Linked DNA regions of Homo sapiens: region 1 is linked to region 2. A link is a loop called in an ENCODE intact Hi-C map of the cell type or tissue named here. Cell type or tissue: gastrocnemius medialis. All regions are shown on one strand. Links, peaks and the distances in the headings refer to the core of each region. The heading gives the core; the rest is flanking DNA.

Region 1 (2,903 bases), core at 248-2,747, 340 kb after region 2:
GTCACCTCCTAAGCCTCTCTCTCACAACCCTTGGGACCACTGCTGTGGTGGGGCCACCACCATCCCGTATAGACCAAGCGGGCTCCCTGCCACCTGCCTTCCCCCCTTTGGCCTGTGCACCCCACTTCCAGTGGCTCGCTATCACATGGATCCTCCAGGACGCGGCTCCCCCACAGTCTCTGCTTCGGCCTCCCCCTGTCATGAAGCAGTCATGTGGGTCTCATGGGAGAGCCTCACGTAACACATGCTCTCCCCCAACTCGATTCTCTGAGCATTTTGGGGACCTCTGTGCGGAACACCCCCTCCAGCTGCCGGCCCAGCCGGCACCTCCTCTTCGTGAATCTCCGAGGCTTCCCTGTGGAGCCTGTTCCGAGGGGCCCACACCATGTTCCCGGCTGACCCATAGCGCTGTCCTCGGGTCCCAGGGCAGCCTGCACACGCAGCTCTGAGGTGTGGCACTTGGCAGGGTTGCCCATCGTGGAAAACCTGGGCTCTTCCCCTTCAGACTGTTCAGCTCAGTGCCAAGGGCCTGGCACATATGAAGGGCGCTGAAACATTTGGTGACTGAATGGGCTGTCCCGGGCTGACGGCGACAGCTTTAGGTGCGTGCCTGGGTTGAACTTGTTGGGCTTTTTAGCCAAGAAGCCCAGCTTTTCAGGTCTTAGGAGCTATGACAGTTTGTGAAGGCGGGTCCATCGGGGCCACCTCCAGGGGACCACACTGGATGAGCCACTGGTTTCCACTTGTGGAAGACTCCGGCAGTCGCTCCTGTTCCCTTCCTGCCAACCTTGCACTTCGGGGGCACAGCTAGCGAGAGGCCCTCTTGAGTCTTGGAGTGTGTTGGGGACGGCAGCTCCCTCTGGGCTGGGGTTTGTGTGTTCAGAGGACCTGCACTGCCTTCTCTGCCTTACTCAGCTTAAATGACGGTCAAGGTTAGGCCCAAAGTGCTGGTTAGCAGCCAGTCGCAGGAAGGCCCCTGTTTGTGTGGAAGCCCCCTGAATTTTTGCTGACCTGAACTTGATCCACAGGCATCTTTTGTTTCCTCTTTACCCCTCCAGGGTAGAATCCCATCGCTGCCATTAGCCCAGATGGAGCTGCCCGTGCTTCTCTGCTGAGCTGCTTTTTCTTCTTTTTTAGGTTGAGTCATCTAATCACAGACTACCTTTGCCTAAGTTGTCTTACCTCAGTCGGTTGCTCTCTACCCTCCAGCTTACCCCAAACCCCTCAGATAGCTGGTTTTAAAAAAGATACACAGCAAAACCCCAGAAACCCAGCTGGTCTGTGTCACTTGTTCTCAAGAAGAAGGGAGGACAGGCCAGACCCACACCTGCCCCTTTGCCCTGCGCTTAGTGCACTGTCCTCAGGATGGGTGAGCTCCATCTGGGTCGTGGGCTGGAGCTGCCACAAGTCATGTTCTCATTTGAAACGGCCTCCATTTCCCCCAGCTCTAGCCCTCCTCTTCCCGTCTTCTCCAGCGTCTGTGTGCTGGGAGGCTACAGGGAAGGCCACGCAGCTGTACCAAAATGGACTTGGGGCAGCCCTTTGGGGCAGCCTTCTCGGGTCTGCTCTAGGTGACTCTCCCAGTTGTAACCTGTTTTCCTGATTCCAGACTGGTGGGTAAGAGTCGCTGAGGGCAGTGGAAGCCCTGGTGTTAGTCATTCTTCTTCACTGAAGCCTTCCTGAGGCGTCACCTGACTTGCTTCCTTGCCTGGGCGCTGCCTCATTTTTTTTCTTCCACAGCTGGGGCGTGTTCACCCAGAGTCCACTGGCCACCCTGCGGTAGGCCTGGAAAGTCAGCAGGTGGCGCTGGGACACCGGCTTTCTGCCGGCTGGGGGCTGAGGAGTGAGCTTATGTGAACACCATGTGTATGCAGGGGCTGGGGGTTGAATGACTTGACTCGCCTGAAACCCGTCAGCAGGGCGGGCCGGGGGTGGCCACAGCATGGAATCTTTTGGTCGGGACTTGCTCCTTCTCCATTTCCTATTAAGCCCGTGTCCTCTTCCCCTTGCTCATGGGGGAAGACAGGGCTGCTGAAAAGTGCTTATGAGCCATGGCTCTCTCCATTTGATATGGTTGGCCCTGTTTCTCTAGTCTGTGGAGAGGTTCTGTTTCTCCTGCCTTCTCTGGTTTACTCAACCTTTTATAAAAGCACGATAGCCCTGCTCAGTGTCCAACAACATTCTATCAAGAAAGCCCAGTCAGATTGAGGCATTGGGGCTGCCATGTGTCTTCCAAGGCCACATCTGGATTCTGTTAAGTTTCGTTCACTGGCCTTTTTTTGGACCCCAGGCCATTCTATTGGTGACCACCCTGTATCTGTAGGAGTTGCCTTTGGCTCTTAGGTTCTTTCCTGTTTTCTGGAAATGAATAGCTAAGAACAGTGATTCGGGTAAGACTACTTGGGAGATCCAGCAGAGGCAGAAGCTAAAGGCCATGTTCGTGCCCTGTCCTGGGGGCCTGGGAAGCTACAAGGGAACAGACAAGCGCACGTTAACGTGCCTGAGTGACCCAGTGTGAGGGAGCGGGAAAATGTTCTAGAAGGCTGGCTCCCAGGCTGAAAAATGCCAGTGATCAGAGAGGACCTGGTCTGCATTGCTTGGGCCCTGGGTGGGGGTTGAGGGTGTGAGGATGCAGAGGCTGGAGCTCTGGGTTGTGCCTTCAGGTCGCGGCAGTGAATGTTTTTTCCCCCTGCAGCCATGAGCCTGGCTTGCCCATCAGAACGGGTCTGAGACGGCGCCTTCCCACTCCTGTCTTCTGTCTCCTCTGTTGCTAGACTGAGCAGCTCTGTGTCTGCCTCTGCCCCTCTTGGTGCCAGGCTCCCAGGTGAACACAGGTGCAGTCTAGGCCCAGGGAGATTCTGTCCAGCCTTACGTGCAGCCTCAAATCTGTCCCCTCACCTGTC
Region 2 (2,903 bases), core at 160-2,659:
ATCAGGGCCCCTCATGTGGCTCCTGCTTCTCTTTGTGGCCCCTTCTGTTGCTGCTGCTTTTCTTATGGACATAGCCCTCAGCAGTCCAGGACTGCTTGTAGTTCCTCCCAGGTACCATGTTTCTTGCACTCCTGGCCTTTGTCATTGGCTCCCCTGCCCAAGTCCCCTTCTCTTCTCCTTTCCTTCCCCTGTGGCCTTGCCTTGTCGTGCTTATCCTTGAAGACCCTGTCAGGTATCTCTTCCCCAAAGAGCCCTGCCTAACCACCGCCCCCCTCCCCCCCGCGACACACACACCTGGGTTAGGCCCTGCCTCTCCACGCCTGTGCCTCCTGCCAAGTCCTCAGAGGTCTCTGATCCCATGTGCCTCCAGGCATGGCATAGGGGGACTGTGACACAGCCTCTCGGCCCACAGACCCCTGATTGTGGGCTTGCTCACTGCCCCAGTCAGTCCTCTTATTGAGGATTCCGTGCCAGTTCCTGACTCCAGCACACACACGCATGTAGGCCGCCCTCCTAGTGCCTGGCTCCTTCCCTGTCTCTTCTGCCACTCATTCCCATGGTCGTATCCTGGAGTTGGTCATCTCTGGAACTCCACCCACGGAGTTCTAACTTAGCTCTGCCTATGATGAGGACTTACTGTCTTCCCAGCTTGCAGTGTCAACCACTGTTTGATGCCCCTGGGACTCCATTGGTCTTCCCTCCTCTTGTGAACTGTGCCCATCACCAGACGAACTTGTTTTAGAATTTACCATCGTAACTGAGCTCCCTTCAGCGCATACCTCCTTGGCTCCTGCTCAGTCTCTGTTTCTCCTTTTAGCCAAACTCTCTAAGAGTTCTCTCCACTCATGGGCCCTCTTCCTTGCCTGCTGCTCCTTGCTCAGCTTGCTCCATGAACACTTGCTTTTCCACATTCCATGAAATAATCTTAACAGTCATCAGTGGCTGTCACTCCTTCTCAGCCCTTTCCTTGTGTCTCTTCTGGTACCTCATACTCTCCAGGTGGCCATCTCACCTCACATCTTGAACCCTCTGGGTTTGGGAGAATTCTCACCTCACGAGTTGATGGGAGGCCTGGCGACCTCTGATTGTAGTCACTGCAAATGCCAGATGCTTATTTGCCTAGCTTCCCTTTCGGTCAGGGCAGCAGTTGGCAAACGGTATCTCAAGGGCCAAGTCCGGCCCACTGCCTGTTTTCGTAAATGAAGCTTTACCAGGACCCAGTTCCACCCCGTCCTTTGTGCATTGTCCAAGACTGCTCTCCTGTACAACAGCAGGTGGGCTGGTTGTGACAGATACTGTCTGGCCCACAAGGTGGAAAATACTATCTGGCCCCTTACAGAAAGAAATTACCTGAGTTCTACACGAGGGTGTAGGTATGTACCCTGGCCTCTGCCAGTCAGACTCACATGCTAGGAGGAGCAGGGCCAGGCAGGAGAGCCGTGTCTCCTGGCATTGGGGCTGCAGGAAAGACGAGCTCCTAGGCCACAGTGCCAGTGGCCAGTGCTGCTGCCTTGCAGGGTCGCACAGGCAGTGCTGGCTGTTTGGACTGGCTTGGCAGAAGGATTTGAAGTATTGTTCCTAGCCAACTGGACTCAAACCTGTTCCTCCAACCCTCTAGGGATTCTCTTATCACCCAGTAGCCTTTTCCCCCTAGTTTTAAAAATTGCAGTAAAATACACAAAAGATAAAATGTACTGCCTTAACCATTTTTAAGTGTACAATTCTGTGGTATTGAGCACATTTATATTGTGCAACCATCACCACATGCATCTTCAATAGCTTTTCATCAGTCCTTGTCTGCATAAATCAGCTAGAGTTGGTTTCTATTGATTGCCACCAATAATCTTGACAGATATGTCTGATCTTCCTTCTCTGCACTGACTCCTCTTTCTCTGTCTCCTCTGCTGATTCTTTCTCCTCATCACAACTCCAAATAGCAGGGGGAGGGTTGTTTACACTTATATTCAGCACGCCCTCACGCACTCGCCTGGCTCTTCAGACCTCTCCCCTGAACTCCAGATTCATACATCCAGCTGCCCTTTAGGCCTCTAGAAAGCTAAATACCTCAGTATCAAAAACATGAGAAACGGAAGCCAGAGTCCTGGATCTCTCGCCCTTTCGCTGTCCCGGTGCCCATGCCCTTCAGGGATGGCACCTAGACCAGCTCCCTGCATCCCTGCCTAGACTCTGCAGTAGTCTCACGTGGCAGACCCGGAGGTCACTCTCCTCTCTGGATGCCCTGCGGACACTCCGGTTAGCCTCAGCTGCAAGAGCCTCCTCACCCAAGGTCACGCCATTTCCAGGACAGCACCCTGGTGACTGAGCGAGGTAAGGGTACAAGGCCCTTATAGGGCCTTCTCTTTGACTTCTTCCCACCTCCCTTTATGGATGTCAGTTCCTGATGAACATCTTACACCTCAAACCGTGACCCAACATCTGCTTCTGCAGAGCCCCCCTGTGGCATCTTGTGCCCTCCTGCCCCACTCCCTCTACTCTATATCTTCCCATAGTTAGAATGGGCTTTTTTTTTTTTTTTTTGAGATAAGGTCTCCCTTTGTCACCCAGGCTGGAATGCAATGGCACAGTCACGACTCACTGCAGCCTCAACCTCCTGGGCTCAAGCAGTCCTCCCACCTCAGCCTCCCAAGTAGCTGAGACTACAGGTATGCACCACCACACCTGGCTAATTTTTATATTTTTTGTAGAGACTGGGGTCTCCCTATGTTGCCCGGGCTGGTCTCGAACTCCCAGGCTCAAGCAATCCTCCCGCCTTGGCCTCCCAAAATGCAGGATTACAGGCGTGTACCAGTGTGCCCAGCCTCAGATGGGCTCTTTGAAAAATGTTTATTAGATCAGGTTACTCCCTTGAGAAAAACCCTCTCAGAATAAAACCCGAAGTCCAT

Evidence for each region. A loop is a pair of places that touch in the nucleus more often than their neighbours do. Peaks named below come from ENCODE experiments on the same cell type or tissue, not always from the same donor. Only the 100,000 strongest peaks of a DNase experiment are listed, where the experiment ranks them.
Region 1: a loop joins it to region 2, with 3 times the contacts of the local background. A loop is called at or near these places in 1 of 110 quality-filtered maps.

Annotation. Positions count from the first base shown.
Region 1 is chrX:153,707,452-153,710,354 of GRCh38, reverse strand. The region is part of intron 4 of BCAP31 (B cell receptor associated protein 31); the gene reads left to right. Among named protein-coding and RNA genes, the nearest start is that of BCAP31, 15 kb to the left of the region's middle. RefSeq lists an enhancer at 1,647-1,941. In gastrocnemius medialis, for the core only: a CTCF peak has its summit at 1,805 (motif pointing right); a DNase peak (open chromatin) is centred at 1,774; H3K27ac peaks cover 2,500 bases.
Region 2 is chrX:154,047,942-154,050,844 of GRCh38, reverse strand. All of the region lies in intron 1 of MECP2 (methyl-CpG binding protein 2), which reads left to right. Among named protein-coding and RNA genes, the nearest start is that of MIR718, 29 kb to the right of the region's middle. In gastrocnemius medialis, for the core only: no CTCF peak of the experiment used is centred there; DNase peaks (open chromatin) are centred at 1,354 and 2,254; H3K27ac peaks cover 2,500 bases.